2 separate regions of the Mus musculus genome follow, and region 2 is linked to region 1. A link is a loop called in an ENCODE intact Hi-C map of the cell type or tissue named here. Cell type or tissue: gastrocnemius. All regions are shown on one strand. Each heading gives the region's core, and the rest is flanking DNA. Links, peaks and the distances in the headings are about the cores only.

Region 1 (16,225 bases), core at 4,630-12,629:
GGATGTGGCTGGATCTCAAGTCCTCCAAGGGGTCCCCACCCTGTCCACAGCTCACAGGATGTCAGTGCTCACACCTGTTTGGTGCGCTCTTGAAAGGCTCGAGAAATGAGCTGTCTTTGCTCTCTGCTCCGATTGGTCAGTACATCCACAATGGTATCATAGTCCACACCTAAACCAAGAGAAAACCAGGTTGCAGCCACAGAGTTCACGATCATGAATTCCCAGCTCCTCAGGGAAGAGAATTAGGTCTAGGGAAGGGGAGGGAGTACTGGGACTATCTCACCCCAACTTCCATCTGTTCTCAAAGGAGATGATAAGAAAATGTCAGAAACTCCGTTTAAAGTGCTGGAGAGATGGCCAGAGATGAAGAACATGTAGTGCTTTTTCAGAGGACTCAGTCAGCACCCTCATCAGGTGGCTGATAACCACCTGTAACTCCAGCTCCAGGGGATCCAGCATCCTCTGACCTCCATGGGCACTATCCTCACAAGTACACATATACACACATGCACACACTCAAGTAAATAATAAGTCTTTTAAAATGTCGTGGAGGGCTGGTGAGATGGCTCAGCAGGTAAGAGCACTGACTGGCTCTTCTGAAGGTCCTGAGTTCAAATCCCAGCAACCACATGGTGGCTCACAACTACCCATAATGAGATCTGACTCCCTCTTCTGGTTTGTCTGAAGTCAGCTACAGTGAACTTACGTATAATAGTAAATAAATCTTTTAAAAAATAAAATAAAATAAAATGTCATGGAAAGCTGGGTGTGATGACACATACCTGTAATTCTCAGCACCTGAGAGGTGGAAGGAAGAGGATGAGGAGTCAGTTATTAGGTACACAGTGAGCTTGATGCTAGCCTGGATTCCATGAGGAAAGGAAAGGAGAGGAGAGGAGAGGAGAGGAGAGGAGAGGAGAGGAGAGGAGAGGAGAGGAGAGGAGAGGAAAGGAAAGGAAGAAAGCAAGCCAAGAAAGCAGCTGGTGTTGGTGGCGGTGGTGGTGGCAGCACATGCCTTTAGTCCCAGCACTCAGGAGACAGAGGCAGGCAGATCTCTGAGTTTGAAACCAGCTTGGTCTACAGAGTGAGTTCCAGGACAGCCAGGACTACACAGGGAAACCTGTGTTGAAAAACAAAACACACACACGCACAGAAAGAAGGAAAGGAAAAGAAAGGAAGGAAATGAATGAATAAATAGATCTTACTCAAATTCTAATTCAGGTCTAAAATTGTCCTAATATAATGGTTTAAGAAAGAAAAGGGGCTGGTGAGATGGCTCAGCGGGTAAGAGCACTGACTGCTCTTCCGAAGGTCCTGAGTTCAAATCCCAGCAACCACATGGTGGCTCAAAACCATCCGTAACGAGATCTGACGCCCTCTTCTGGAGTGTCTGAGGACAGCTACAGTGTACTTACATATAATAAATAAGTAAATAAATCTTTAAAAAAAAAAAAAAGAACATAAAGAAAGAAAAAAAGTGCACGCCTTTAATCCCAGCACTTGGGAGGCAGAGGCAGGTGGATTTCTGAGTTCGAGGCCAGCCTGGTCTACAAAGAGTTCCAGGACAGCCAGGGCTACACAGAGAAACCCTGTCTTGAAAAAACAACAACAACAACAACAAGAAAGAAAGAAAGAAAGAAAGAAAGAAAGAAAGAAAGAAAGAAAGAAAGAAAGAGAGAAAGAAAGAAAGAAAGAGAGAACCGTAAATTAATGAAATAAAAATGTTAAAGGGCGGGCTGGAGAGATGGCTCAGCGATTAAGAGCACTGGCTTCTCTTCTGAAGGTCTTGAGTTCAAATCCCAGCAGTCACATGGCTCACAACCATCCATAACAACATCTGATGCCCTCTTCTAGTGTGTCTGAAGACAGCTACAGTATACTTACATATAATAAATAAATAAATCTTTTTAAAAAATGTAAAAGGGCTTTTTGGGTGGATCCACTCCTTTGGCTTAGAGTCCAGGATCTATTATAAGCTGTGTGACCTTGGGCGAGCCTCCTAATCTCTCTGAGCCCCAGTTTCCTCATGAGCAGAATGGGGTAATAAGCCTGAGCTCCCACGGTGTTGTGAGGGAGACTATGACATCAGCACAGAACTACGTGCTGGAATCAGGCTCCATGGGCACACCCAGAACATGGCTAGCTCCTCCTTCCTGGATCCTTAAAAAGACTTTTTAAAAAACATATTTGTTTGTTTGTTTACTTGTTTACTGTGTAAGTGGTAGGCACATGTGCTTGCCTTAGCATGTGTGAGGTCAGAGGACAAGCCCTGAGATTTAGTTCTCTCCTTCTCCCATGAGGTTCCCAGGATTGAACTCAAGTCTTGGCAGCAGGGGCCTTAACCCCTGAGCCATCTGGCTGCCCCTCTTCCTTCCTGACCTATAGAGATTGTTTATGAGAAAGTAAACCTGGGTCTGGAGAGATGCTCTTCCAGGGGACCCAAGTTCAATTCCCAGCATCCCCATGCTAACTCACAACCATCAGAAACTCCAGTTCCAGGGGTCCTGGCAGGTTCTTCTGGCCTCTGAAGGCACCAGGCATGCTTGTGGTGCACAGACATACATGCAGGCAAAACACCCATATGCATATAATAAAAGAATTATAATAAAGATTTAAAAAGAGAGTGAGAAAGAAAGAGAAAAAAGGCAAACCAGCAGTTGTGCATGCCGGCTCTTGCCTATAATCCCAGCTCTTGGGAAACTGCTGCAGGAGGATTACTGCAAATTTGAAGTCAGTTTGAGATGCAGAGTGAGGCCCTGTCAGGTGTGGTAGTGTGTACCCTTAATCCCACATTAGGGAAGCAGATGCAAGTGGATCTGTAGACCAGCCTGGTCTCCACAGTAAGTTCCAGGCTACTAGGTTACAAATAAGACTCTATCTGTAAATTAAATAAATAAATAACAGATCAACAATGAAAGGTAAACCCTAAACAACCAGGGCATGAGCTTACCTTGGCCTGCGATAGCCTTCAGCAGTCTTTGTACATCCTTGTCCACACTGAAACTCAAGAACGTCCTGAGGGTGCCCAGGGTCCCCCAGGCTGCGGTCTGTAAGAGCAGGAGATCATGGCGTCATGAGGAGTGAGTCTACCCACCTCTTCCTTCCACTTTGTTCATTTGTTGGGTTTGTGCATGGGAGATCAGAGAACAACCAAGGTTATCTCCTTCCATTTGGGTCCTAGGGATTGATCTCTGCTCATCAAGGCTTTTTTACCCAGCTGAGCTATCTCTCCACAGCCATTTCCACTTTCCTGTTCCCCCAGCATCTTCTGGCCTTTAAGTTGACACATTAAAATTTATTGTTGGGGTTGGAGATGTGGCTCAGTGGGAGAGCACTAACCTGGCAAGTGTGGCCCAGAGAATTAAATCACCAATACTACTGAGAACATAAATACATTTCTGAAGTCCCAACAGCCCATACCTTGTCGGCAAGACCCAGGGAGCTGAGGATCTCCTGAGTCAGAGATGTTCCCAGTGGTCCACAGCTCGCAGACATGGTGCAGCTGGCTTCCCTGAGGAAGGAAACAGGAGTTAGCTGAGGGGAATGTTCCACTTGGGTATGTTGATGGCCTCTTATCTGGGGCCTGGACTTTCTCAACGCATTCCTTTCCTGTGTTGCAGAAAATAAACAGACAAATAAATAATAAGTTACAGAACTAGTGCACAGGCTCAAGAGAAGAGGAAGGCGAGAGGAAGGACTTAGCTTCTGGCTTTCACCTTCTTCTAGTAAGCCAAGATGGGCTAGGGAGGCTGTAGGAACCAGCACTCACCAACCAGTTCCCCCCACTCCAGGTCCCCTGAACCCTTAGTCTGAGGTGATGCCCTCTGAGGCTCAAGTTCCTCCTCCCTTCCCTGGCCTGGCTCTTCAGGCAGCTGGGGTGAGGTGACAATGATGGGAACAGGTGCAAGACAGCTCCTTATCACATTCTCTCCCCCACAGGTAACCTGCAAATCAGCTTCCTACCTGTCTGCCCCTCCCAGACACCCCCGCCCCCATCCTGGGGGTGGGGGAATCTCAGATGGGATCCTTTGGTCAGCAGGTGTAATCTGGGCTGTCCTTGTGCTTGGACAGAAGCTAGCAGCTGTCATGCTGGACATACCCACTTCTCCCACCATCAGTGAGTTCTCCCGTCCCCAGATGAGGGCTCAGTTCCAGAACTTACCTGAAAGGTGCTGAAAATAAGATGGGTGTTATGGTTCAGCGTCGTGAAGGCACCAGCTCCGGAGTAGCCGGGCAGAGAAGAGGAGGAGTGGACAGCCTAGGTTGAGCAGTCAGTCAGATGACCTCTCTCTTGAAGACCAGCCCAGCTGTTGTCTCCAACTCTGGCCCCTCCCAGACGTGGGAGAGGACCAGGCTGTACAGGGTCTACAAGCAAACAAACACCTCCCTGCCTAGCATCTCTCCTCCCAGGAACTGGCCCTGAACCCACGCAAGTGAACTCTCAACCTCTCAGCCCAGCCCAGGACACAGAAGGCTTTGTGCGCTGCCTTCCCTGTGGGGCCAGGTTGGGACCACAGACACCTTGTCTCTTGAGTCCTACTTCTGACCTGGCTCTACCACTGGCTCCAGCTCCCTGGGGGTAAAAAGGGAGGGGGGGGGTTAAGGGGAATGCAGGTCAGACAGGCTCCAGGCTGATTTCAAGGTTGATAGAGAAGAACCTGTTGGGACACATACCATCAGGGCACCCCAGCCTGCACCCCACGGGGGGTCCTGGCCCATAAGCTCCAGTGATTTTTTTTTTTTTTTTTTTTTTTTTTTTTGCCTTAGGAAAGTCAGCCAGCATGGGTGGGGAGGCAAGAGGACTGTTTATATCTGTGAGGAGGAAGGGCACAGGTAATCAGGGGTTGGAAAAGACCTAGAGTCAAAAGAGAAAAATGCAGAGAGGGTGTTTCCCTGCAGACCGGTTACAGCTCGAAACCCTGGGAGCACTGTACTCCCAAAGCAGCCAGCAAATGGAAGAGGCTCCTGGGGCCTGGATTTCTCAGACTCCTGTCGCCTTTTAGCAGTCAATGTCCCCTGACTGCTTGGGTTGCAAGTGATACAATCCCAACAGCAGAGCCTGAGGCTGTCAGCACAGAGCAGCAGGTGCACAGTCCCTCTCAGCCACAGGGACCCCAGGCAGCTGAGAAAGCATCGGGGCTGGCTCCATAGGGTTTGGGGAGCAATCTTTTTCCTGTCTCCGGACCTCTGTAACTCTCTAAATCCAGATCTCCTTGATCTCCAAGAACCCTGGAAGGAGAGTGTTACAGCATTATCCACTGCTGTCCTGCAAACAAGTTTGGGGACACTGGGAATAAAGGCCTCCATTGTGGCAACCATATTCTGAATTTCTTCCTCACTAAAGTGGAAAACATATTCCAGTTTTAAAACCAGAGGACCCATGATCAGTCTCTAATTTTTTTTTTTTTTTTTTTTTTTTTTTTTTTTTTTTGAGACAGGGTTTCTCTATATAGCCCTGGCTGTCCTGGAACTCACTTTGTAGACCAGGCTGGCCTCGAACTCAGAAATCCGCCTGCCTCTGCCTCCCAAGTGCTGGGATTAAAGGCACGCACCATCACTGCCTGGCTCAGTCTCTAATTTTTATTTTATTTTATTAACTTAATTATTTTTTTCACATTATTATTGTTGTTGTTGTTACTAATAGTAGTAGTAGTAGCTGTTGTTTTTGTTTGAGACAGGTTTCTCTGTGTAGCTTTGGCTGTCTTGGAACACATTCTGTAGACCAGGCTGGCCTTGAACTCAGAGATCCACTCGTCTCTGCCCCCCAAGCACTGGAAGTGAAGGTGAGGGCAGCACACCCAGCAATATATAATTTTTTGTTTTGTTTTTCAAGACAGGGTTTCTCTGTATAGCCCTGGCTGTCCTGGAACTCACTTTGTAGACCAGGCTGGCCTTGAACTCAGGAATCTGCCTGCCTCTGCCTCCCAAGTGCTGGGATTAAAGGCGTGCACCACCACGCCCAGCTGCAATATCTAATTTTTAAAGAATTCTTTACTGTGAATGCGCACAAGGAAGGGAGCCCAAGGGAGTGGTGCTTTCAGCTTGAGCTGTTCTAAGGACAACACATGACACTCAGGCAATCAGGGTTGCTGGCAATGCCCATTCTTACTGAGCTCCTTTGTTTGTGGGAAGGCACAGGGCTTTATTCTATAGCCCAGACTAGCCGGGAACTCATGATGAAGCCCAGGCTGGCCTTGAGCTCACAATTGCCTAACCTTAGCTTCAAGTGCTAAGATTTATGGGTACGAGCCTTTAACCCCGGCTCTGCCACTTGTTACATTCTGTAGTCTTAGCTAGACATTTCATCATCTCTACATGAACAGCGTGGTACAGGGGCTGGACAGATGGTTCAATGGTTAAGAGCACTGACTGCTCTTCCAGAGGTCCTGAGTTCAATTTCCAGCAACTACATGGTGGCTCACAACCATCTGTAATGGAATCTAATGCCCTCTTCTGGTGTGTCTGAAGACAGCTACAGTGTACTCACATACATGAAATAAATAAACAAGTCTTAAAAAAGAAAAAAGAAAGAAAAAGGTGATAGAAACTTCAGGGCTGAGGAGACAAGAGGCTGGGGCATCTGACGTAATAAATGAAGCAATGTGTGTATGGCCAATAGCAGCATAGAATCACCTTGTATATTAGGGGTGATAGATTAAGTAAATGAAAATATACAACTCTCAATTAAGTTACTTCAGGTAAACAATGAATAATTTGTTGGTATAAGTATGACCCAAATATTTAATGTGATTACTTCTGATAACGTTATTTATTGTTTACCCGAAATTCTTTTCTAATGGCAATATCTCGAGTTCTATCTCACAACCGCCAGATAGGGCTTAATCTCTGCACTGTGGCCGAGGCTGAACGCCTGTGGGGCTAGACTTCCCAGAGTCAGGATTCTCATTTTCTGCATGGTCTGGACAGGTGCAGAACCTTCCTGTGCTTAGTTTCCCTATCAGAGAACAGAGACAGGAGGCAGGGGCACTGGAGAGATGGTTAAGAGCACTGGCTGCTCTTTCAGAAGACCTGGGTTCAGTCTCCATTTACCCTGGGTAAATCCCGCATGATTATTTACAGTCATCTAAAACTCCAGTACCAGGAGACCCCATGCCTTCTGGCCTCTCCAGGCACCAAGCAAGCACACGTGGTTCTCACACATTCATACAAGTGAAACACTTATAAAGTTAAAGTAAAACAAAACAAACAAACAAACAAACAAAACAAAACAAAAAACCCAAAAAATAAAAGAAAAAAGAAACATGTCTGGGGCTGGAGAAATGGCTCAGCGGGTAAGAGCACCCGACTGCTCTTCCAAAGGTCCTGAGTCCAAATCCCAGCAACCACATGGTGGCTCACAACCATCTGTAAGGAGATCTGACTCCCTCTTCTGGAGTGTCTGAAGACAGCTACAGTGTACTTACATATAATAATAATAATAATAAATCTTTTTTAAAAAGTCTGTTGTCTTAGGTAAGGTCTCTATTGCTTGTGAAGAGACATCACAATTATGGCAACGCAAAAAGAAAAACACACAATTGGGGCTTGCTTTTAGTTTCAGAGGTGTAGTCTATTATAATCATGGCAGCATGCAGACAGACATGGTGCTGAAGAAAGATCTGAGAATTTTGTCTTGATCTGCAGGCAGCAGGAAAAGATATATGAGCCACTAATCCTGGTTTGTGCTTCTGAGATCTCCAAGCCCATCCCCTAGTGATATACTTCCTCCAACAAGGATGCACTTCTTAGTAGTGCCACACCCTATGAGCCAACCGGGGACATTTTCTTTCAAACCACCACAAGCGTTTATGTTATAGATTGTGTTAAGAATTAGATAAATATATAGAGGGGTGGAGATGTATGTAGTTCAGGGGCAGAGAGCCATTGCCTTACAAGGACGAGGCTCAGATTCAATCCTTAGCATCCCACCTCCAAATACAGATAAAACAACTAGAAAAGTGCTTGCCATGGAGTATTATGTATGAATGTCAAAATGTTAACATAGGACAACAAAGTATTGTTACTATCTTATTTCGTACTAGTAACTGTTGCTTCTAGATTGTGAAGTCCAATCTTGGCCAGCTTCAATTTTTCCCTGCCGTTCCCCAATTGTGCCACAAGAGGGCATGAGTAACCACTAAGAGTATTTACTAAGGAATCACATAGGGACAGGACACTTGAAGTACCTGACTCCACCTGAACGTGTCTCATAACCCAGTGGTCAGAAGTACAGCATCCTGAGAATGGACTTGGACAGGTTCCAGAATGGACTTGGTGAGTAGCTAAGATAACAATAAGTCTCAGGAAGGGCTGGAGAGATGGCTCAGCAGTTAAGAGCACTGACTGCTCTCCCAGAGGTCCTGAGTTCAATTCCCAGAAACCACATGGTGGCGCACAACCATCTGTAATGGGATCTGATGCCCTCTTCTGGGGTGTCTGATGATAGCAACAATGTACACACACATATAAAAATAAATAAACCTTTAATTAAAAAAGAAGAAGTCTCAAGGAGATAGATAAGCACACACAACTGGAAGATGGAGACTGAAGAAGTCTCAAGGAGATAAGCACACACAACTGGAAGACGGAGACCGTTGCTTTGGAGATGCTGGGAATGGCAATGTAACGCAGTGCACATGGGGCCTCTCCTTCTGACTCTTCAGAATTGATTCTGGCTCCCCATACCAAGCAGCACACTGTGAAAGGGAAGGAGGGAGGAAGGGGAGGGCATCTGTTAGCCCTGGCCAAAGCTTCCCAAGGGACCACTAGCAAGAACCAGCAAGTTCTCTAAATTCGGAGAAGTCTGAACTCTAAAGTCACCCAGATAGTCACATGGCAGAAGCAAACCCTGCTTGAGTCCTGAGGAGTGTGTGTGGCACATCTACAGCGGCTCTGCCGAAACCTGAGTGGAGTTTCACCCCTTTCAGTCTTATTACACACTAGGAACAGACAGGCTGTTTTCAGATTTACCAATCACCTGTAAACCTCCTGCACTACATTTTAGGATTATAAACTTGGTGGACATCTCAGCAATTTCCTCTGATCCTTCCTTAGGGATTTGAGGAGGGTAGGGACTTCCCACACCCACGAAGTTTGAAATAGAATCCAGGTGTTTCAATGTCTCTTTTCCCTTTTTTTCGAGACAGGATTTCCTCTCTGTTGTAGCTTTGGTGTCCTGGAACTTGCTCTGTAGACAAGGCTAGATTTGAACTCAGAAACCTGACTGCCTCTGCCTCTCAGGAGCTGGGACTAAGGGTGTGCGCCACCACTATCCAGCTGCTTTTAGCTTTTTCATCTCTTGATGAGGTGACTTAGGGTGACTTAGGGTGTCCGCAGCGGCGCAGCGTGACTGACCTGCAGTGACTGACCTGCTGACTCCTTAGCACTTCTTCAACCCCCTCGCCCAATCAATGTTGCTTCTCTTTCATTTCTCTTCTTCACTTTCAAGGCCTTCCCCACCACATATTTACTTGTTATTTATTTGTTTATTTATGAGTTTGGTTTGTGTGTGTCTGTAAACATACATAATACATTCATATACATACATATATAATTATTATTATCTTTTTTTTTTTAATTTTTGGAGACAGGTTTTACTCTGTAGCCCTGGCTGTGTAGAACAGACTGGCCTCAAACTCCTAGAAATCTACTTGCCTCTGCTGGGATTTACAGTGCGTCACTGTGATGGGCAGGCAGGAGTCTGTGTTTTACAATCTCCTTTTTGCCATTAGGTTGCATGTGTTGGCCTTCCGTGGAGCTGGTTCAAATAGCTAAACCTAGCCCCGTGGCCTGTCCGATGCCTTGGGACACCTCAGCAGTTTATTCACAGGAAGTGAGTCACCACAAGCAGGGCACACTTGGGGCATTGTGGGCATGGCAATGCCAACTGAGGGTGGAGGATGGGTTAGAAAGGCAGGCGTGGTGATTCTAATCTCCTGGTCCAGCCAGGGAGAGTGTGTGGGGAACAGCACCCCAGTGCTGGCGGAGGCCAGGGTTCTCCTCCTTCCATTTACTCTTTTGTATACCTTCTTATCTCCATTTCTCAGGCCCTCACTCTCCGATATCCTGCCTCTGCCCACAAAACTCCCCACTGCTTTCTGTTTTCTCTTTCTTCCTCTCTTCCTCTCTTTTAAAGTTAATTGCACTTACCCAGAGGACATATTTAAAAAGTCTGGTACAGCTGAGTGTGTTAGTTCACACCTGAAAATCCAAACCGTAGGAGGATTTTGAGTTTGGAACCGGGCTGGGCAACATAGTGAGATACTTTCTCAAAAAGATTAAAAATACATCCCAGGACAGCCAGGGCCACAGAGAGAAACTCTGTCTCGAAAAAACAAACAAACAAATGAAGTATCTGGTGGAAACCATGGGAAAGCCAAGTATTAAAAAAAAAAAAAAAAAAGAAAAGAAAAGAAAAGAAAAAGAAAAGAAAAAGGGACAATTCATCAAGAACGGTGGGGAGGGGTTAAAAAGGGTTAGCCAGTGCCCAAACAGCAGACTTGGTTGGAAAAAGAAGTGAGGGTGTATGTGTGTGCGCGTTGCAGAAGATTTTAGGAAGGCTACTGAAGAGGGATAGAGCAGAGTGCAGGGGACAGCCAGGCTTTTGTGGTGTATCATCTGTGCTGGGGTCTCACTGCAAGGACCAAGTGGGCAGACAGGCTGGAAATCATCCACTGCCTCTCTAACTCCCCAAACAGACAAGATCGAGAGCCAAACTCTCACACTAGAGTAGTGAGGTTACATCTCTTCCTAAGATCACAGGCAAAGCCCTGGTGCTAGAAGGCAGGCATACATTGTGAGGCAAGCCTCTGGCACAGGCTTAATGATGACAGACAAACGGCGGGGCTGGAGAGATGGCTCGGCGGTTAAGAGCACAGGCTGCTCCTTCAGAGGACCTGGGTTCATAACAAAGGCGGGAGAGACAGCTCAGCTGTCATGTTCTTACTTACAGAGGACCCGTTTGATTCTCAGCACCCACATAGCTGCTTACAACCTTATATAACTCCAGTTCCAGGGAATCTGATATCCTCCACTGACCTTGTTGGCCACCAGACATTCGTGGAACACATGCATACATTCAGGCAAAACACTCACACACATAAATTTAAAAAGAAAAAACAAAACTATTTTATGAAGGTTTAAAAAAAAACATAGTCTCCCAAATGCTGGGACTGTGCTTGGGCATGAGATGTGAAATTGCACCAGGCAGGGTTTTGGTTTTGTTTTGTTTTGTATTTTTTTTGGTTTTTCGAGACAGGGTTTCTCTGTGTAGCCCTGGCTGTCCTGGAACTCACTCTGTAGACCAGGCTGGCCTTGAACTCAGAAATCCGCCTGCCTTTTCCTCCCAAGTGCTGGGATTAAAGGAGTGCGCCACCACTTCCCAGGGGATAGTTTTTAAAGCATTTTTTACATGGAAGAAGCTAAGCTTAACTCTCCCGGTTAAGGGTCACTTGACAACTTAGTCAAGTTCTGTCCATAATGGGAGTATGGGAGATGGGAGTTAAGGCTGCTGGGCGCTTTCTCTCTCTCTCTCCCCCCCATCCGTCCCCTTATTTATTAATTTATATGAGTACAATGTGGCTGTCTTCAGACGCACCAGAAGAGTGCATGGGATCCCAGATAGTTGTGAGTGACCATGTGGTTGCTAGGAATTTAACTCAGTATCTCTAGAACAGCAGTCGGTGTTCTTAACCGCTGAGCCATGTCTCCAACCTGCTGCTCTCTTCTTGAGGCATAGATTTTATGGGACTATTTAAGGGAAAACAGGTTCTAATACGAAACTGATCACGGCTAACCATAGTGTAGCCTGGAGTACATTTTACAAAAGGTTTGAGTAGCTCTGTTAGGACTCTAAACAGCAGGGCTGGGGGAGGGGGCATTGTGGATCTCACCGTAGGGAGCATCGGGATCTGTGCAGGGTTTTCTCCGCGTGCACCCTTCCTCTGATGCCCAGTGAAGCCGGACGATGGGATTGTAGCATTCAACCCGGGGGTAAATCATGGGCTGAGGTCGCCGACCACACCAGGGCCGCGGGGTTGGGCAGAGGCAGCCAGCTCTGAACTGCTCTGGGCTCAAGCACCAGGGGGTCCCTGACCAATGTCCGGGTGGGCCGCAACCGCGCCACTCAGAGACCCAGGCGCCCTGCGGGGCACGTGCCACCCGCCCCGTCGGGGCTCCTCCGCTCCATAGGCGCAGCGCAGGGTTCCGGGCACCGGGCCCCGCCCGGCCGCGGCCCACACCCAACTCAGCTCCGCTACTGGGCTCGGCCTGGGCTCGCCGGGGCTCGGCGGGCAAAGGAGGAAGGAGGGAGGGAGCCGCGGGCAGCGGAAGGGGGAGGAGAGGACCCGGCCCAGTCAGTGCGCACCGGCCGGGCGCTAGAAGTGGGAAACGGAGTAGCGGCGCCCGGGCCGGAGCAGCTCTGCACCGGACGCCGAGTAAGTCTGTGCGCGGGTCCGCGAGGGTGGCGGGGCAGTGACGGGCGCGGGGGCTCAGGGTGCAGCTCGGAGGGAGCGGGGCCTCCACCGGCTCATGGCGGCCGGCCTGCCGGAGGGCGGGCCGAGCGCTGCTGGAGCGGGCGATCCGGGCCCGGCTGGGGCCTCGGACCAGAGAAGGCCTGCGGGGCAACAGGTAGGGGGACTGGGGCCGGGCGCTCGCTCAGGATCCATGGTACAGACGCCCCTTTGTTAGGAGTGGAGCAGTAGCGGACCTTCGGTGCTAGAAGCCCCTGCGGGCCCGCGTGCGTCCTGGGGCCTGAGTGTGGAGGCCGAGGAGGAACGGTGGCGGCCCCTGCTGTTGCTGCTGTTGCTGCTACTGCTACCGCCGCCGCTGCCGCCTCTGTTTCTGACCCCCTTGTGCCCATCCCAAGAGGGAGGTCAGAGTGTCCATGTGCCTAACGGGAAACAGGAAGGAGTACACTCTTTAGTGTCTGTCCCGGCCCCAAAGGGCTCACATTCCTATACCGTTATGGGGCGTGTTTGGCCAGCTCTGGGTTGTAACTTGCTAATTACAGGCCCAGAGGCCCTCAAGTTAGTTGGCTACCTGCAGGTGGGTGGCATTTCTTTTTAGCCTGAGCTTGGGAATTCCTGTGCCTAAGCTGCACTCCTGGCATCCAAACCAGATCTCACTTATCCGAGTTTCCAGCCTCAGCTGTCAGGGTGTTCTAAGCGCTGTGAGGTCTGGAGTGAGCCGGTCTTCCCCAGAACTGAGTTAGGGAAGGCCTCCCCCAGAAATTACTTCTGTTTGTGTGAGAGCTGGGGTAGGGGGTCACTTCCCATCCCAGAGCTAAGGTGACTGTCTTGCATTTGTGATGGGGCCCCTAAGGTCAAATATTCCGTTCCTTAGGTCTTGTTTCTGGCCACATAGTGCCTAATTTCTAAGGGGTGTGGTGTGGTGTGCTGTGTGTGTGAACTAGTTCTGGTGCCTCTATTCTCACTGGAGCCTCTGACTAGGTTTCTCTCTGTCGCTGGCCACAGGGAGACTGACATTGTACAGTTCCTTTCAACACTACCCCATTTGCCGCTGCTACTTCAACCTACTGGCCTCTCCCTGTCTCTGGAAGGCATATTCTTATATAGTGTTTGGGGTTGGAGCAGGGAAGTTTGTGAAACATCCCAGAGAAGCCTGAGGCCACGGTTGTCACAGCCTCACCCCTTAGCTTTACCAGAATCTGCCCTGTATTTTTGGGCTCATACTTTAGCCCGAAGCAGTTGACTTCTATTGCTCTTCAATATCTAGAAAGAAGTTCTTTTTTTTTTTTTTTTTTAAATGGTTGTTGATTTTGTTTTTTTTTTTTTTTAGATTTATTTATTTCATTATATGTAAATACCATAGCTGTCTTCAGACACTCCAGAAGAAGGCATCAGATCTCATTACGGATGGTTGTGAGCCACCATGTGGTTGCTGGGAATTGAACTCAGGACCTTCAGAAGAGCAGTCAGTGCTCTTAACCACTGAGCCATCTCTCCAGCCCTAGAAAGAAGTTTTTTGTTTTTTGTTTTTGTTTTTTTGGTTTTTCGAGACAGGGTTTCTCTGTATAGTCCTGGCTGTCCTGGAACTTATTTTGTAGATCTGGCTGGCCTTGAACTCAGAAATCCGCCTGCCTCTGCCTCTGGAGTGCTGGGATTAAAGGTGTGCACCACCACGCCCGGCTCTATGTCGCCTTCTTAATGGTTGCTCAGACTTGAGAGCCCTGTGAAACCGTCTCTATCCCACTATCTACTGTCTCACTGGCCCTGAGGTTTTCTTACAGGTCACACTTCTATCCTCCCAGCTTTCTGGCTCTGCAGGTGCCCATCTCTCACCCTATTACACTTGCATTGGAGGGTGGGGTGGGGAGGAATCAATCAGAGTTGGAGCCAGGCAAAAACCTTGCTTAGGTTTCAAGTAATATAATCCTTGTGAAGTCCGTGCTGTATTGGCTCCTCTTCAGCCTGTGATTCTGAAAGTGGTGCCTGTCTCTGAGGCAGGTGTGTGTGAGGAAGACAGATGGACACTACACTGGATCTCCTCACGTGTGCAGGCGGTATAATTTTTGTGAGTGGAAGAGTTGCAGGTGTAATTAAGTTGCAGGTGTAATCAAGGTGTAATCAGCCCTTAGGGGCTGGATGTCGCCTTCTCTCTAGTTCTGATTTCATGTTGATGGAATGCTCTGTCTGATGTGCTGTGCCAAGTAGCCGCCAGGGGCGCAGCAAGGAGCCAACTGGCTCTGAGGAGGTGTGTAAGGCTGACTAGAAACCCTAGTCCCTTCTCCTCCTGTTGAGTCAAACGTCCTGACCCTGCTTGCCTCTGGTGCTGCTTCTCTACTGTGGAAGTTCAGAACAACAAAGAAGGACACATCAAGCTTGAAGCCCAGTGTGCAGGCCCCCAGCAGTCTTCACTTCCCAGGGACACAGCGCAAGAATCCCCAGGTTGAGATAGGTGTGCTGTTCTGTGACTACCCAACCCCCACCCTCTAGCTCCTTACCTTTTTGGTAGGGATAAGCAAGGCACTAGACATTCCTACGCTGCTGGAGCCCGGGAGAGAGGCTCCACCCACTCGGGGCCCTTAGCTAGCTCTCTGAATCTTTAACTCTCGAAAGGCTCTATGAAGAAAAACATCCTAGTTATGGGACGGCTTGGAGATGGCCCAAGGCTAGGGTTGCCTGTGTGCTTGATTTTAGGTCTCACTGGAGGAAAAGTTAGGCACTGAGGAACACAGTAGCCAGGCGACAAGGTCAGGAATTAGTCCCTATTTCCTATCCAGTTAACCCAAAAGGTAGGAAGGAAGAGGTGGGGTGTCCAAAATTGTTCCTTCAGTTGGCCTTCTGCCTTCTTCCCTTTTCTTCTCTATTCAGTTTTCTCCTTTTCTCTAGGAAGAAAGTGTGCTTGTGTGGGCAGTCACACTTAATTCTGTCCTTTGGAGAGGCTTCCACTCTTTTTATTTTTTTGGTTTTTTTTTTTTTTTTCGAGACAGGGTTTCTCTGTATAGCCCTGGCTGTCCTGGAACTCACTTTGTAGACCAGGCTGACCTCGAACTCAGAAATTCACCTGCCTCTGCCTCCCAAGTTCTGGGATTAAAGGCATGCGCCACCACCGCTCGGTGAGGCTTCCACTCTTAACAAATTAATTTTTCAGGTTGAGGTGGAGGGGAAAGAGGTAGTGCTCTCCATCATGGGGCCTGGAATGTATAATTGGGATGTGTGTGCCGGGTGTGCAGCTGAAAATCCTTTATCGTCTATCTATCTGACCTCTGAGTTCATCCACAAGAGCAGTGACCAGGAGTGGGGACAAGAGGGTAAAGTCCTTGAGCTGGAATACTGACTGGCCTGTGACATGCCGAGAGGGATTTCGCAAGTGCTTCTGTGAAAGGTGGAGGCGGGGCTGTTGAAAGAGCCAACCAGACCCAGGACCAGCCTAGCTCAGCTGTGGACTGAGGGCTCTGTCCTCCTTCAGCAACTCCATAGTCAGTGCCTAGTGCCTCTGCTCACGCTGGCCCACAGGCTGCTGCTTCAGTTCTCTCCACCTGGGAGGCCACCTTTCTCCTGTCACAGCTCATAGTCTCTAGGTCAGTCTGCATGCAGTTACCTCTCCTTATTCACAGGGGGAGAGCTGGGGAGCCTGGAGTCTCAGAATTTCCAGGCATGCTCCTGGTTGAACCTTGCTGTTTTGGATTCCCTGTCCCCAGTCCTGACTGTATCTGTACTTGTACCCTGATTTCCTTCCTTTTTCCCTCTTTATCTCCCTCCAT
Region 2 (16,225 bases), core at 3,840-11,839, 83 kb after region 1:
GTTCAGGGTTTTGAGGCAAGTCTTGGCTGTATAAGACCCTGCTAAAAGCACTGCTCCACTAAAAAATGATTGCAAGTCTCTTGTCAAGAGGAGACCTCTAGGTTTGATGGTACTTCAATTCAGAGGCAGGTCTGCGGTTGTAGAGCTGACCTCATAGGGATTCTTCACCAACTTTACACACCGAAAAACCATCACTATTAGGAACACAAACACAAGGACAACGAAGGCAATGGCAAAGCCTTTGTCCACATCGATGCCATTGGACATGCTGGAATCTTCCATGAGGACACACATCTCTTACTGTCTTCCAGACACAGCTACCTCCACGGGGATAGCTTCAGATTTGTCATATTTCTAGGGAGGAAAAAAAGAGCATCAACAAGTTTGCATTCGTAGTGTGTGAACACTAAAGGAACCTAGGGTTGAAAAAAAGCCATCAAGGTCAATCTATGTGAGAGGCAGGCTTGGTGGTGCACATACCTTTGATCGCAGCACTCAGCAGGCAGAGGCAGGTGGATCTCTGTGAGGTCAAGGTCAGCTGGTCTATACTGCAAGTTCTAGGTCAGCTGGAGCTGCACAGCGAGACTGTCTCAAAAACAAGAACCAAATATCCTAAACACACCAATTTCATATTCCTCCCCAACATTTCTTCTAATTCCTAGAATACCTATTGTACATAATTTGTGTAATTTTCCTTTGAAACAGGATCTCACTGTGTAGCCCTGGCTGGCCTTGAACACTGGGAGATCAACTTGCCTGTGACTCTTGAGTGCTGGAATTAAAGGCATGTATCACCTTGCCTGGCTTCAATATTACCTTTTAAAAAATATTTCTTTTTTTATTTATGTGTATGCCATGTCTGTTTGGTGTCCATAGAGGTCAGAGGCAATTGTATCTCTAAAAGCTTATAAGCATCCGACCAGGTGCTGGGAACCCAGCTCAGTCCCCATGGAAGAGCAGCAGGTGTCCTTAGCCACTGAACCAGGCCCAGCTGTGTTATCTAAACTCAGTGGGGAGTACTGTAAGATGGTTTGTTCCAATTATGTACTGTCATTTTCAACTTATGATGAAAAATCATGTAAATCCAGAGATTAATTTCAATTATTAAAACATAGTTCACCAGGGCTAAATTTGATTACCCACCAGATAGGTAAGAAGTTATCAAACTAGAGATACCTATCACTACAAGACAATCAATTGGAGCTGAAATGGAAGGTTCCTCCTTGAAAACCAGATCAGTGCTTAAGAGCATTACTGCCTTTGCAGAGAAACTGGGTCTGGTTCCCAGTACCCACCTGGTTCCCAGTACCCACGTGGCAGCTGATAAACACGTGTAAATCCAGTTCTGGGAAATGCAACCCTCTCTTCTGACCTCCGGGAAGTCTAAGCAACACACAGTGCACATACTGAAATGTAGGCAAACATTCACACACATTAAAAGAGTTTTAAGTTTTACCCATTTATGAGATCCTGTGTACTGAACAACCAAACCGCCAGGTACGATGTTTGTACCATTGTTTGACTGTTATGGGGGTAACCGATCGCTTTCTGATTAAACTTGAGGCACAATCCACCGGAGGGAATTTATGCTTGGTACTGTAAAACTGTAATGCTGGCCAGAATCCTGTAACTGGAGACATCATGGGCTCTAGCATAGAAGCTACTACTGTAGTTTTGATAACAGACATGTTGTGCCCATCAAACCCTATTTATGGTTATGCTCATGGGTTGGTGCTCCTCCCAGTGTTGGACAAGAAGCCTCATTTTGTGGTGGTTTGTGGTTATTGCAGCGATTCAACTGATTAAAGTGCTAAGAATAAATGACTGTTTAGTGACTAGCCCTAAAGAGACATCTATATTGCCTGCTCCAAGGCACCAAGAACACTGGAAGATGAGCCTCAGAGAACATAAGAGCCAGAGGATGGGAAGGAAGGCTGGCTTTTGAACATAGGATGACTACTGAACTCATTGTTCTAGATTGTCTATGGTCACCTGCCCGAGACCGAATGACACTGTGTTTATTAGCACCATCATATTTGGGGAAGAGGCTCATGAAGTCCACCCTCCATGAGGGGAGAGTGGCAGTTAGAAGGTGCTAGGTGAAGGTCCTGGTAAATACTCTTCCACCAATGCTCATGTAAGCAGCTCTAGTTAAACTCAATGGGTCTCATATCAACTTGTACAAACACACGTATGCATAAGACATGAATGCATTAGGGAGACTAGAAGAGGTTATGATGGGAAAGAGACCCAAGAGAAGGTAACAGTGCATATGATTAAAATACAGTATATAAATCTATGAAATTATCAAAAAATAAATTAAACTCTAAATAGAAAAACAAGTGACCCGTCAAAACAATTCCTGAAGCTGGTTGGTGAAGTAGTTCATTTGGTCCAGGTTATCACATGCCTGTAACCTGAGAACCTCAGAGGTGGAGATAGGCGTTCAAAGTCATCCAGCTATATAGCTATAACTTGGATGGGCATCTGGGGCTGAAGAGATGGCTCAGCAGTTAAGAGTATTGGCTGCTCTTTCAGAGGTCCCCAGTTCAATTTCCAGCAACCACAAGGCAGCTTACAATCATCTACAATGAGATATGATGCCCTTTTCTGGCAGGCCAGTGTACATGCAGATAGACCACTCATTTGCATAAAACAAATAAATCTTAAAAAAAAAAAAAACTAAACCCCTAGGCAGATATCTAAAGCATTATGATAAGTGAAAGACAGTTACAAAACCAAAGACAAACCCAGAATGTTGTATAATTCCAATCATATAAAAGCCTAGTTTAGGCTATTTCTTTATATGTTAACAAAAAATAAAGTAAAAAATAAAAACTCTAGAATGGAGAAATCTAAAGAAACAGCAAATAATTATTGCTAAGATTAGAGTTAAAGACACAGGGGTTCTGGCCAGGTGATGGTGGCACACACCTTTAATCCCAGCACTCGGGAGGCAGAGGCAGGCAGATTTCTGAGTTCGAGGTCAGCCTGGTCTACAAAGTGAGTTCCAGGACAGCCAGGGCTACACAGAGAAACCCTGTCTCAAAACAAACAAACAAACAAACAAACAAAAAAGGCCTGGCGTGGTGATGCAGGCCCTTAATCCCAGCACTCGGGAGGCCGAGGCAGGCAGATTTCTAAGTTTGAGGCCAGCCTGGTCTAGTGAGTTCCAGGACAGCCAGGGCTATACAGAGAAACCCTGTTTCGAAAAACAAAAAACAATAGCAAAAACAAACAAATGAACAAAAAAAAAAAAAAAAAGAAGACCAAAACACAACAACAAAAACTAAAACCAACCAAACCCCCATAAATCCTGGGTTCCCTTTTTGTCGATCAAGATGTAAAACGTGATGAATGTGCTGATCATGATTTAATTATAGAGTGCGGATGATTAGTGTGTCAATCATGTATCTATGGAATTATTTTTAAAAACAGCAACAGTCTAATGCTTTACATTTTTGTTTTTACAGATGGTCCAGATGTCCATAGATCTTCTCTCTCCCCTGAGGCCCCAGCATCTCCAGGGAGGAGAGAGAGAAGCTGGAAGAAGTGAGTGTTTCTGAGTTAATGGACTAATTGACCTGGCTGCCTTTGACTTAAATCTGGTGGTGACTGTGACTGTGTCGTGACTGTCGGTGGGGTGTTTGAGCAATGTTAATCTTCAGTCAACATCTGTACAGTCATTGAGGACCCTTTCCAAATAGCACTAATAAACAGGACGAAATCTCACATGCTCCTGATCTCAGCATGATGGAGATAGAGATGGGGCATACAGAGTTTATGCTCCTTAGATCTCACAGCAACAGGCCTCTCATCCTAACCTGAAATGACTCTTGTTGGGTACAATAGCCTCCAGGCACCTGCTCCTTCTGAAATACATGATGCCCTTTGGAAGGGGTTGGTAGGCATAGGGATTACAGAATCAGTCTTTGTCTTAGGCGCCTATCTCACCACTGTTTGTACAATCCCTGCAGTCACGGATTACAACAGTGGCTACACCTTCAAAGTGGGACAGCCAAATCTCTATGTTGACACACGATAAATGCGCACACTTCATGCTTCACTGAATCATGATTAAAGTGAGTTGAGAGGTCCCGGGGGCATGGATCAGTGGGTTAAAGTGCTTCTTGTGCAAGGGGGAGAGGGGGAGGAAGGGGGCTGAGTTCGGATGTCCCGCACCCACTCGAAAGCCAGTAGCTGGTACCTGAAGTCGCACTGCTGGGAGAAGGAAACAGATTTTAGAGTCTAACTGAAGTGGCTACTTCTAGGTTCACTGAAAGACGCTATTTCAAAAAGCTAAGTTAGGGTGGGAGAGATGGCTCAGTGTTACCACTGAGTAATGGTTTTTGTCCTTGTTTCCTTCCTGTTCCCGTGATAAACACCAAAAGCAGCTTATGGAGGAAAGGTTTATTTTAACCTACACTTCCAGATAACAGTCCATCTCTGAAGGACATTAGGGCACAAACTGAGAGGCAGGAGCTGATGCAGACGCCATGGAGGGGTGCTGCTTACTGGCTTGCTCCTCATGACTTGCTCAGTCTGCTCTCTTATAGCACCCAGGACCACCTGCTGCCAGGGGTGGCAATGAACTCAGTAGCTGGGTCTTCTCACATATATCATTAATCAAGAAAATGGCTGAAAGACTTGCCTACAGGTCAAGCTGATGGAGGCCTTTTTTTCAATTGAGTTCCTTCTTCCCAGATGACTCTCACTTGTGAAACAAGTCAATCAGAGCAATTTTATTGATATATTTTACAGACAGTAAAATACAAACATATACAGTTTCTTTTTTTAATAGAATTTTATGTGTATATGTGTGTCCCTATGTATGTGTGTATATGTTCACAAGTGCACGTGGAGGTCAGAATACAACTTGAGGGGACTGGGTCCCTCCTCCCACCACATGTAGGTTAGAACTGAGGTTGTCAGAGTTTGTGGCTAATCCTCTTATTTGCTGGACCATCTTGCCAGTCTTAAGCCTACACCTACAAGTAGAATTAATTGGTCATATAGTGGTAATTCTGTAGTTAATCATTTGAAGAACCACTAGGGTAGCTAGAATATGGACATCAAAAACATCATATACCATGACTAAGTTGGCTTTATTGTGGGAACACAGGCATGGTTCAACATATTTAAGTCAATAAATGTAATAAGTCATAGAAATGGACTTAAAGGTAAAAAAAAAATCACACCATCATCTCAACAGACACAAAAAGGCCTTTGACAAAACCCAACTTCATAATAGAAGTCCTAGAGAATGTAGGGCTAGAAGGGAACATGCCTCAACACAATAAAAGCTGGGTGCGAGAAGTGCACAGCTCATCTTCCTAAACGTTGAAGAGCTTGAAGCCATCCACTGAAGCCAGGAACAAGACAGCATTGAGCTTGAGAAGCTCGCTGAGGCAATAAGGGAGAGAAGGAGATTCAAGGGACACAGAGAGAGAAAGATGTCGCAAAACTCTCGCTATTTGCAGATGATATGATACTGCATATTAGAGATCCCCAAAATCCTACCAGGGGACTTCTAGAACTGATAACTTTAGCAACTCAGCAACATGGTAGGAGACAGAATCCACTTGCAAAAATCAGTACCTTATTACGTACCACCAAAAAACATACAGAGCTGACCATGGGCAGTCTCCCATTTACAACAACCTCAAAGAAAATAAAATATCTGGGAATAAACCTAACCAAGGAGGTGAAGGACCTCTACAATGAAAACTTAAAACTCTGAAGAGAGATAAATTAAGACACCAGACAATTGGAAGATGTGCCCTGCTCATGGATTGGTGGAGCTGTGAAAATGACATCCTACCTATAGCTAAGACAGATTCAACACAACCCTCACCACGTTCCTCATCTCTCTCTTCACAGGATTACAATATTATCCTACATTTTATATGAAAATGTATAAAAAAAACCCTGGATAGTGAAGACAGTCCTGAGAAGAAACCAATGCTGGAAGAATTGCAATCCCAGTTCTCAATGTATATTACAGAGCCAGAGTAATAAAACAGTCTGGTAGAGGCACAAAAACAGACATGCAGACCAAGGGAGCAAAATCTAAGACCCAAACATCAGTACACATAACTTCAGCCACTTAATAACCTACAATGATTCCAAAGATATAAGCTGAATAGAAAAAAAAGAAAGAAAGCATCTCTGGCCAATGGTGTTGGGAAGCCTGGATGTCTACATGCAGAATAATGTATTTAGACTGAAATTACTAACTCCAAATGGATCAAAGATCTCAACCTGAAACAGAAACTGCTAGAACCTGGAGACAAGCAAGTGCCAACAGACGGTCTAGGAGAGGGTTAACCGGCTTTCTAGTCACATATAGGTAAAGTTAAAGGCTTGTTTGAGAAAACTCTGTAGGGCTGGAGAGATGGCTGCTCTTCAAAAGGACCAGAGTTCAATTCCCAGCAACCACATTGTGGCTCACACAACCATCTATAATGGAATCTGATGCCCTCTTCTTGCATGCAGGTGTACATGAAGATAGGATACTCATATACATTAAATAAATAAAAAAAACTTAAAAAAAAAGACAAAACTCTGTCTCTGGAGCCTTCATGAGGGTGACTCCTTACTTCATGAGTCACCCCCATGAGCTTGAGACCATCTGGGACTACATGAGATTCTGTCTCAAAAAACCAAAACAGGTAGTTATAAACTCTCTATTCTATCCCCTTATAGTACAAGAAATTAGCATTTCTTTCCATTTGAGCAATAAACTAAACAAAAACTAAACAAGGATAACAAAAAATCAGGGTGGTGGGTGGCTTAGGAGGTAAAGGCACTGATATACAGACCTCGGGTCTGGAATGCAGTCCTCCATATGAAGGAGAAAATAGACTCCACAAAGTTGTCATCTGAACTCCACGTAAGTGCTGTGGTACATACCTATGCAAGTGCACACGTATGTGCATGGCACAAACACACATGCTAATGCTTTGTTTGTTAAATTTTTTTTTTGAGACAGGTTTTCTCTGTGTTACTTTGGGTGGAACTCACTTTGTAGATCAAGATGGCCTTGAACTCACAGAGATCCACCTGCCTTTGTCTCCCAAGTACTGGGATTAAAGGCCTGTGCAACCACTGCTTCACACTTTTAACAACATTTTTATTTATTTTATGAGTATTCTGTCTTTACACACACCAGAAGAGGGAATCAGATCCCATTACAGATGGCTGTGAGCCACCATATGGGTGGTGGGAATTGAACCCAAGACTTTTGGAAGAACAGTCAGTGCTCTTAACCACTGAGTCATCTCTCCAGCCAAACCTGACATTTTTTTAAATTTTAAAATCTAGAACAAAAATAACAACCACCAAGTATTAAAACAAAACAGAGGGGGCTGGAGAGATGGCTCAGTGGGTAAGAACACTGACTGGTCTTCCGATGGTCCTGAGTTCAAATCCCAGCAACCACATGGTGGCTCACAACCATCTGTAATGAGATCTGACGCCCTCTTCTAACACATTTGAAGACAGCTACAGTGTACTTATGTATAATAATAAATAAATCTTTAAAACAAAACAAAACAAAACAAAACAAAACAAAACAAAACAGAAACTGAGCAGTGTCGGTGCGCACTTTTAATCCCAGCACTCAGGAGGCAGAGACAGGCCAGCCTAGTCTACAGAGCAAGTTCCAGGACAGCCCGGGCTACATGGAGAAACCCCATCTCAGAGAAAAAAAGAAAAGAAAAACATAGAAAACCAAATCCTAATTGGGACTTTCAGATTGTGAGGTGCTGAATTAAGATTTGAACAGTATGAAGAGGAGGACTGAATTATATCTTAACTCGCCAAAAGGAAATGGAGCCTCAGAGTTTAAGAGAAAGCTGTCCTGGAGCTCCTCCTGATGGTCAGAAGATGACGATGGCAGGGTAAATGTCTGCTTCACCTCTGTACACTGGCAAGATAACATTGGAAAGGATACGCAGCATTCTTTCCAATGCGATCTTGCCAAGCAAGGCTATGTGCTTCCCTTGTGATCTAAATTGCAATGCTTCCTCACTCTGCATGCCTACTTTTCATTAGTTCTGAGATTACCATACAAAGTAATAAGTTCTGTAATGGCAATCTTATCTCTTTAAGCACTCTCCTACCATGGCACTCTGGGAATCAGATGCCAAACTTCATAAATACACCAATTTCCTAAAGATGCTGATTTTCCTCCAAACTACAAAGTGATTTTAGTTAAGTGTGAATCAGTCAGCCTTTGATCAAGATCAGTCAGCAATCACCCACTGCCTCCAATCTCAAAGATGCTCCAAGGCTCTCCACATTTGACCTAATTTTCTTCCTGTTTTGTTATTTAGTTTTTTATTTATTTTTATTTTTTATATTTATCTTTTAGTGTTTTTTTTTTTTTTTAAACAAGCCGGGCGTGGTGGTGCACACCTTTAACCCCAGCACTTAGGAGGCAGAGGCAGGCAGATTTCTGAGTTCGAGGCCAGCCTGGTCTACAAAGTGAGTTCCAGGACAGCCAGGGCTATACAGAGAAACCCTGTTTCGAAAAACAAAAACAAACAAACAACCCCCCCCCCAAACCAGCCGAACAAACAAACAAAAACCAGGACGTCTCTCTGTATATATAGCCCTGAATATCCTAGAATTCTCTATATAGACCAGGCTGACCTTGAATTCACAGAGACCTACCTGCCTCTGCCTTCTGAGTGCTGAGATTAAAGGTGTGTGCCACCACATCTGGCTTTATCTATATTTTGTTCCTTCCTTTCTTTTTCTTTTTTCATTTGTTTTTTTTTTTTTTTTTTTTTTTTGAGACAGCATTTCTCTGGAGAGGAATAAGTTAATATACAGAATGCAAGGTTGGCAGTACACTAAACTTGGAATGACATTGGTAAGCAGCAGGAAGGGTCTGGTCAGGGCAGTGACAGAAGGAGACATGGCTGCCACCACTGGATATTGCTGCTGCCAAGCCTGAGTAATAAACTGTGTCACCTTGTATCATCCCATGTTCCCTTCTGGCCAGGGCATTACACTGGTCAAGGATGGGCTGTGAACCAGCATCTTCTCTGCCAGTGTCAAGGCCAGAGGGAACGTTTGGCCTCTGTAGCCTTCTACCTTCTAGAGTAGGAATGAGGTTTTGTCTCTCAAAGAGTCACAGGAAGGAAGGTCTTCCCAATATAAAGGAATGGTGGACATCTGACCAAAACAAAATAAAACAAAAGGGCAGGAGCTGGAGAGATGGCTCGGTGGCTCCCCCTGTAGGGGGAGTTCTGGATCACACAATATGTGCATATGCATACACATGTGAGCACACACACAAATTAATAAATAATAATAATAATAATTGTAGTCTCCCCTCCCCCAGCCTGAAACCTGCTTGCTCGGGGTGGAGCTTCCTGCTCATTCGTTCTGCCACGCCCACTGCTGGAACCTGAGGAGCCACACACGTGCACCTTTCTACTGGACCCGAGATTATTCGGCGGAAATCGGGTCCCCTCCCCCTTCCTTCATAACTAGTGTCGCAACAATAAAATTTGAGCCTTGATCAGAGTAACTGTCTTGGCTACATTCTTTTCTCTCGCCACCTAGCCCCTCTTCTCTTCCAGGTTTCCAAAATGCCTTTCCAGGCTAGAACCCAGGTTGTGGTCTGCTGGCCAAACACAACAATTGGCGCCCAACGTGGGGCTGAGAAACGGCAAAGGATTTTTGGAAGAGACGCTGCTGGTTCGGAGCTCCATAAAATAAAAGATAAGGGAAATTCATACCGGAGAAGGTATGGGCTAAGCTGAGACAGCGTTAAACCCGTGCGCTGGTTCACTTAGGTTCAGCAGTGAGGAGCTGGGTAATAGGCGGTAGGCCGTAGCTCTCCGAAGCTACATGAGGTGTGAGAAAAAAAAGGGTTTATTAAAAGGAATAGGCGGATTGCCCCAGTTACTAAAAGATGCATCATAAGGGAGGAAAATGTCCCAAAAAGCAGAGAGAAATATCTCTCTGGGCCTTATAACAGGAGTACTCTGTTCCCTTTTGTGTCTTGTCTAATGTCCGGTGCACCAATCTGTTCTCGTGTTCAATTCATGTATGTTCGTGTCCAGTCTGTATGAATGAATGTTCTATGTTTTGTGTTGGATAATAAAGATGGTATAAAAAACTTTATCTACAAAGCCGAGAGCTGCCACGTGTTTCATCCAGGAATCAGACACGTGGCGGGAGGGCCCCTGCTGGAAAAACTGTTCGTTTTAGGAAATAAGGTCGAGTGCACAGCCTCTAAGTTTCAGAGTAAAAAAGCTAATAAATGGTTCATGATTAATGTGTTTGACAATGGTAAAGTGTTTTTTATTTTTATGGTTGTAGCTACAAAAATTATTATTCTCTGATTGGTCTAAATGTAACTGCTTCATTTGGTTCTTTTTTATTGATAATGTGCTCTGAGTGTTTTCACAATCAGCTCATAAGTTGTTGGTTAAGATTAATAATTGTTACATTGCTACAGATGGTTAGTGTTAAATTTGATAACTCAAGTTTAGAGTCCTTCCGACACATGGCATAAGGCAGCCCAAGAGGCTGGGTCTCTAAAGATATTTCTAGTTTAGGTAATAATTAATGTGGTTCGTATCCTAAATAGTAAAATTTAAAATAAGATTTAAAGCAATGTCTCTTTATTAAAGCATTAAAGCTTGCTTTAATAGGTATTCATAGGTATTAATTGACATCCAAACTTCGTAATATGATAGTAATGCTTCTAATATTGATTTTAAAGATAATAAATTGTTTTAAACTTGGGTTTTGCTTTCCCAAGGTTACAGGTATTATCCTAACCTTGCACAAAAACTTAAAAATTATGGTTAAAACTGCTATTGTTCCATTGACTGCAGCTTGCAGTTTGACTTCAAATTTAAGATCTTTAATTCACCTGTATACTGTAATTAAGATAATTACAAGAGTAATCATCTTATGAGAGCGCTCATACAGCTCACTTCATACAAAACTGTGACAGAGTTATCTAGTTATGTTTGTCTTTGTAAATAGATTAGACAAACAGCTTGGTTATAGTTGCTGCCTGGCAAGAAACTGCAGTACGGGCAATTTTTTCACAACACTAAAGTTGTGAAGAACGTTTTAACTGTAAGTCATCTTAAGAAAGAGTATCAAAATTTGGAGGCGTAGACAGTTATATTGTTTCTCTAGAATCAGTCCTTATTACAAGAGGGCCAGGATGCTCAGATTAAAAAGTATTTTACGTTTGAGTCAATGCAGGGCTCTGGGCAGCCCCAGAGCAGCTTGTGGCCTTTCTTTTGTTTTGCAAACAGTGCCTGAGAAAGATTTTTCCCTGTGTTCAAGAGAAATTCTTTTTAACAGTGTTGCAGATCTATTCAGATGTTTAAAATAATGCTTAAATTCAAAGAGTTTTGCTTCTAGTGAACTGTAATCACTAAAAAATTTTGCCTCTAGGTATGGCTAATGTAACTTTACATTATGTAAGAAAAAATTTTATTGTTTCTGCTTCTATACAAGAAGCCAAGAGTTTTAATCTTTCAGTGTATATTGTTTCCTAAGTAAAAGGTATTTTATTAACTAATGCTTCTTAAAGTTTACCTTAAATCCTTGCTCTCACCCAAAAGATTCAGAGACAATATCCTTTTATTACTTAGGGTTTTAGTTTACTACAAAAGTTTCTACAAAAAATAAAGCTTTTATAATTGTTATTAATTGGTAATTAAAAATTGGTTGTGCCCAAAACAATTCTTTGGCCAAAAAGAAAACATTATTGTAAAGTCATTTTTCTCATCCTCCCAGCCGATCTTTGGCCCACGTGGGCCCAACTAGCTTCTGTGGGGCGAAGTCTTAAGACACAGTTTCCCCTGTTCCAACACAGATGATCTAGTTGTGTGCTGTAGATGGTGTTTTAAAATGCTGAACAATCAAACCTTAATTTGTATATTAATAGTCAATGCCATATCTCTGAGCTCGCAATTGCTTAAATTGTTCATCCCTCAGATACTATTAATTCTCAAATTTACAATTGCTTATGCATATTTCTAGTTAATAAATAAATAAATTATGCACATGTAACTCTTAATAACTTTGCAAGCCTTCTAGTTACAACTGCTCCTTAAGAAAATTGATTAAAAGTACAATTAGTCACTGCCCCTTTACAGCCAAGTATTTAAAATGTTTTGTCAACTAGTTATTAATTCAAAGGTTTAGGTATTGTAAAATTTTAAAACTTTAACTTCTTAAAAGACAAAAAAGAGAGAAATTGTATCTCCGTGCATACTATTTAGTGCATTCCCATGCACACTATTTAAGTCTTACCTTTATTTTCAAAATCTAATATTTTAATGTCAAAGAGTTTAATAAATGCTTTATAGTATCTTAAAGGGATCTACTTATTGGCTTATAGATTAATCCTAAAACAACTACCTTATTAAAAAAGGGAAAAACAGGTTTTCTCCACAGAACGCTGCAGAAGCATATTAGTAAATTCGTGTGACGAGCTGGTAGGTAAGTTGACTCATGTCCTGATTGTATTGACTAAAAAACTAAATTAAATTCATGTTTTAGATCCATCCTTACTTGTCATTTTTCCAGTTTAGACTAGCTTCTAGCCTTTTAACTTTATGGCAATAGTACATCAGAGACTGTATATTCAGACTTAGTAAAATTAGTCATTTAATAGAGTCATAATGATTTTTCTCCTTTCTTCAGTGTGACCAGCCATTCTAACTCAATCTCAGACTGGTCTAATATTCAGTCCAATGTTAGAGATTCCTATATTCTAAATTACCTAGCAAAGTTAATTCAGAGCACATCCCCCACTTCCCCTAGACCCCTAACCTCAGAAGGATTGCTGGCCTTACAGCTAGTAGAAAAAGCTATTAAAGAGCAATTGTTCACTTAATACATTAGTAAAATGGAAGGACCCCCTGACTAATGAATAGAAGGGTCCAGATCCAGTTCTAATTTGGGGTAGGGACTCAGTTTGTGTTTTTTCACGAGATGAAGATAGAGCGCAGTGGCTGCCAGATAAATTAATTTGTTAGATGAACACAGATTCTAAATCTTCTAAAGTATCACCTTGAGGACTAAAATTCCTCTTTTGCTTAAAAGTCGGCTTGAGGACTCAGGCTCCGAAAAAGCTACTCTCTGAGCCAGCTCCCCGACAGGAGGCCGGAGACTAGCCTCAGCTTTACAGTTTGCATTTAAATAAAGTACCTAGAGTTCCCCAAAAGAAGTTCTGCTTTCCTACTTTCTCACTGTCTTTCAAGATTTTGTCTTTCAAGCAGGTAAATCAACATTCTCGAGACGGACCAGTGGATGTGCATCCCCGCCCCCCTAGAGCACACAGGTGGCAGCTGTTACCCCCAGTCTCAGGACATTTCCAGCACGTGGTTTTCAGTCTGAGTTAAAAATTAGGTTTACCAAGAGGGCTAGAAAAGTAGATATTTCTATATTAATAAAGATTGGTTTTTATTTTGATAGACAGGCTTAGCCCCTTAACTGACCTCTGGATTTTCACCCTTGCTGTTACTGCAAGGTGTCCTTAGCTCAATAGGCTGTAGAAAAAACAGGGATGAGGAGGAACGACTTCCAGCTCCTATTTTAGCCACAAATCGTGGTGTTACTAACGACATAATTCTTGCTTAGGCTTTACTAATTCTGAGGTTGATAATTCTCCTTTAGGAGCTGCACAGCACTCAAAACTGTGCATACTGGTTTATGATTGTACAAATTCAGTATGGGCACCGCTTGGTGCAGAACTACTGCAAGGGAAGGTCCAGCTTGACCATTTCTAAGTTTCCTGTGAGATAAACCCGGTTTAAAAGAGGTTGGTATCATATTTTGGTTAAAAATAAAAAATATTTTCCGGCTCTACCTCGCCTCCCCAAAAGATACCGAGAGCCACATGTGTGGGTTTTACCAGTACCCACGAAAAAAATCGGGTCCATGTCCACCCAAGCCAAGGTTAAAAACCCACTCATCTACGGATGAGAAAATCATTTGATCACCTCAGTTAAGCGTTGCCTTATTTAACTTAATTAATAGGGGGGAGAGAGATTGGAGACGTACTATTGAAAGGGCAAGCCCTTCACTGCCTCCCACCCAAATAAAAAAGCCAATTGGCCTTGTACTACAAGAGCCGGTCGAACTCCTTCTCCCTGTTTCCCACCTATCATCCAAAAAAGCTGAGAAATATCAACTTAGTGTTATTATAGTGTATTTCACATTTGTTCAGTCAAACTTAGCCAAAGTTCCAACGCCCTACTTAAAATTCAACTAGAAAGTTACCTACCAAGTACTAATTAGCATTATAAAGTCAGAGCCTACAGCTCCAGGCTTTTCAGTTAGTTGTTCACTAAAATAAGAAAGGACAGTCTTTAGCCAGATAGAGTTTACCATAAGAAAAGTTAAAGAATCCCAGTAAAGCAAGTTTTTTCTTTAGCCCTAGATTCCAGGCAGAACTATTGAGCATAGATAATTTTTCCCCCCTCAGGCCAGCTTTTTCTTTTTTTTAATTTTGTTAATAAAAGGGAGGAGATGTAGTCTCCCCTCCCCCAGCCTGAAACCTGCTTGCTCGGGGTGGAGCTTCCTGCTCATTCGTTCTGCCACGCCCACTGCTGGAACCTGAGGAGCCACACACGTGCACCTTTCTACTGGACCCGAGATTATTCGGCGAAAATCGGGTCCCCTCCCCCTTCCTTCATAACTAGTGTCACAACAATAAAATTTGAGCCTTGATCAGAGTAACTGTCTTGGCTACATTCTTTTCTCTCGCCACCTAGCCCCTCTTCTCTTCCAGGTTTCCAAAATGCCTTTCCAGGCTAGAACCCAGGTTGTGGTCTGCTGGCCAAACACAACAAATAATAATAATAATAATAATGAAAACAAATAACCTTTTGGCTTTGTCCCAGAGCAGTTATGTACTATTTTTAAAAATTTATTGTATTTTTATTTGTGTGTGTCTCTCTGTATGTGTTTCTGTGCACATGTGTAGATGCCCAAGGAGACCATAAGAGGGCATTGGATTCTCTAAAACTGGAGTTACTGGTGGTTGTGAGCCACCCGAATGGATGCTGGCCCTCTAGAAGAGCAACATGTGCTCTAAACACTGAGTTAACCATAAGCTAAGGTGGGAACCTACAGGCCACTTCTGGATGGAAGCGTATTAATATCCTCACCCTATGTAAGCACTGGAAGATTTCATCCCCTCCAAAACCAAACCAAACAAAACCACAAAATGATAGAGGATGGGAAGGTAAAAGGAAGTGATAAATGATAAAACTGTGAGGCTGCAATTTATAAAGCAGAAAGAAAAATATTAGGTTGCCATTAGCTAAGCTCTTCATTTCAGAAATAGCTGATATTTGTATGATGATAACTGGTTTAGTTTGAGGTAGCCAAGGCAGGTGGATCTTTGTAAGTTTGAGGTTAGCCTGGTCTATACAGTGAGCTCTGGGACAGGCTGGAATACATAAAGAGACAGACCTTGTCTCAAATGAACAAAAACAAGCTGAGGCATAGGCGTTCAATCCCAGCACTTGGGAGGCAGAGGCAGGTGGATCTCTGTGAATTCAAGGCCAGCCTGATCTACAGAGTGAGTTCTAGGATAACTAAGGCTACACAGAGAAACTGTCTCGGAAAAAAACAAACCAAACCAAACAAGCTGGAGGTCAGAAGAGGATGCCAGATTCCCTAGAACTGTAGCTACAGATGGCATACATCCCTTTCCACCCAAAACAGGACTTCTCTATGTAGCTGTTATCCTAGAACTAACTCTACACTAGGCTGGCTTTGAACTCACAGAGATCTGCCTTCCTCTACCTCCTGAATGCTGGAACTAAAGGAATGAGCTGCCCCCTCCTGGCTGATGGCACTCACCTTTAATCCTAACACTGTGGAGACAGAGGTAGGTAGATCTTTGACTCTGAGGCCAGCCTGGTCTTCATAGTAAGTTCAGGACAGAGACACCCACCCTGTCTTAAAACAAACAAACAACAAACAAAATCAAAAATACTTACGCAAATGCTCGGGAGGTACACCATATTGTAGGACTGGAATTTAGGAGTTACCAAGAGCAAGATATTTGCAGTTGAAACCACCTCAGGGAGGTTAACTGCAATGACAGTGGGTGAGACCGAAAGAACTAGAGACAGTGGAATGTTTGCATTGTGAAGAGAGCATAGAAGGGCCATAAGCAGAGATTCTGAATCAGGAAGGGTCAGCGTCATAGAACTGAGGG

Evidence for each region. A loop is a pair of places that touch in the nucleus more often than their neighbours do. Peaks named below come from ENCODE experiments on the same cell type or tissue, not always from the same donor. Only the 100,000 strongest peaks of a DNase experiment are listed, where the experiment ranks them.
Region 2: a loop joins it to region 1, with 2.5 times the contacts of the local background. A loop is called at or near these places in 11 of 42 quality-filtered maps.

Annotation. Positions count from the first base shown.
Region 1 is chr3:95,302,912-95,319,136 of GRCm38, forward strand. Anxa9 (annexin A9) reads right to left here and starts at 12,269. Exons shown (of 14, transcript NM_001379545.1): 1 at 11,892-12,269; 2 at 4,163-4,258; 3 at 3,421-3,511; 4 at 2,951-3,047; 5 at 75-169. The coding sequence starts at 3,495. It overlaps Cers2 (ceramide synthase 2), which reads left to right and starts at 12,279. Exons shown (of 11, transcript NM_029789.2): 1 at 12,279-12,434. It overlaps LOC115489748, which reads right to left and starts at 12,885. Exons shown (of 2, transcript XM_030252979.1): 1 at 12,846-12,885; 2 at 11,833-12,653. The coding sequence starts at 12,885. The coding sequence ends at 11,851. In gastrocnemius, for the core only: CTCF peaks have their summits at 8,141 (motif pointing right) and 8,343 (motif pointing right); DNase peaks (open chromatin) are centred at 4,684, 8,137 and 12,274; H3K4me3 peaks cover 947 bases; H3K27ac peaks cover 3,001 bases.
Region 2 is chr3:95,386,702-95,402,926 of GRCm38, forward strand. It overlaps 4930558C23Rik (RIKEN cDNA 4930558C23 gene), which reads right to left and starts at 16,131. Exons shown (of 2, transcript NM_001384190.1): 1 at 16,005-16,131; 2 at 1-354. The coding sequence starts at 294. The coding sequence ends at 115. In gastrocnemius, for the core only: a CTCF peak has its summit at 7,874; no DNase peak of the experiment used is centred there.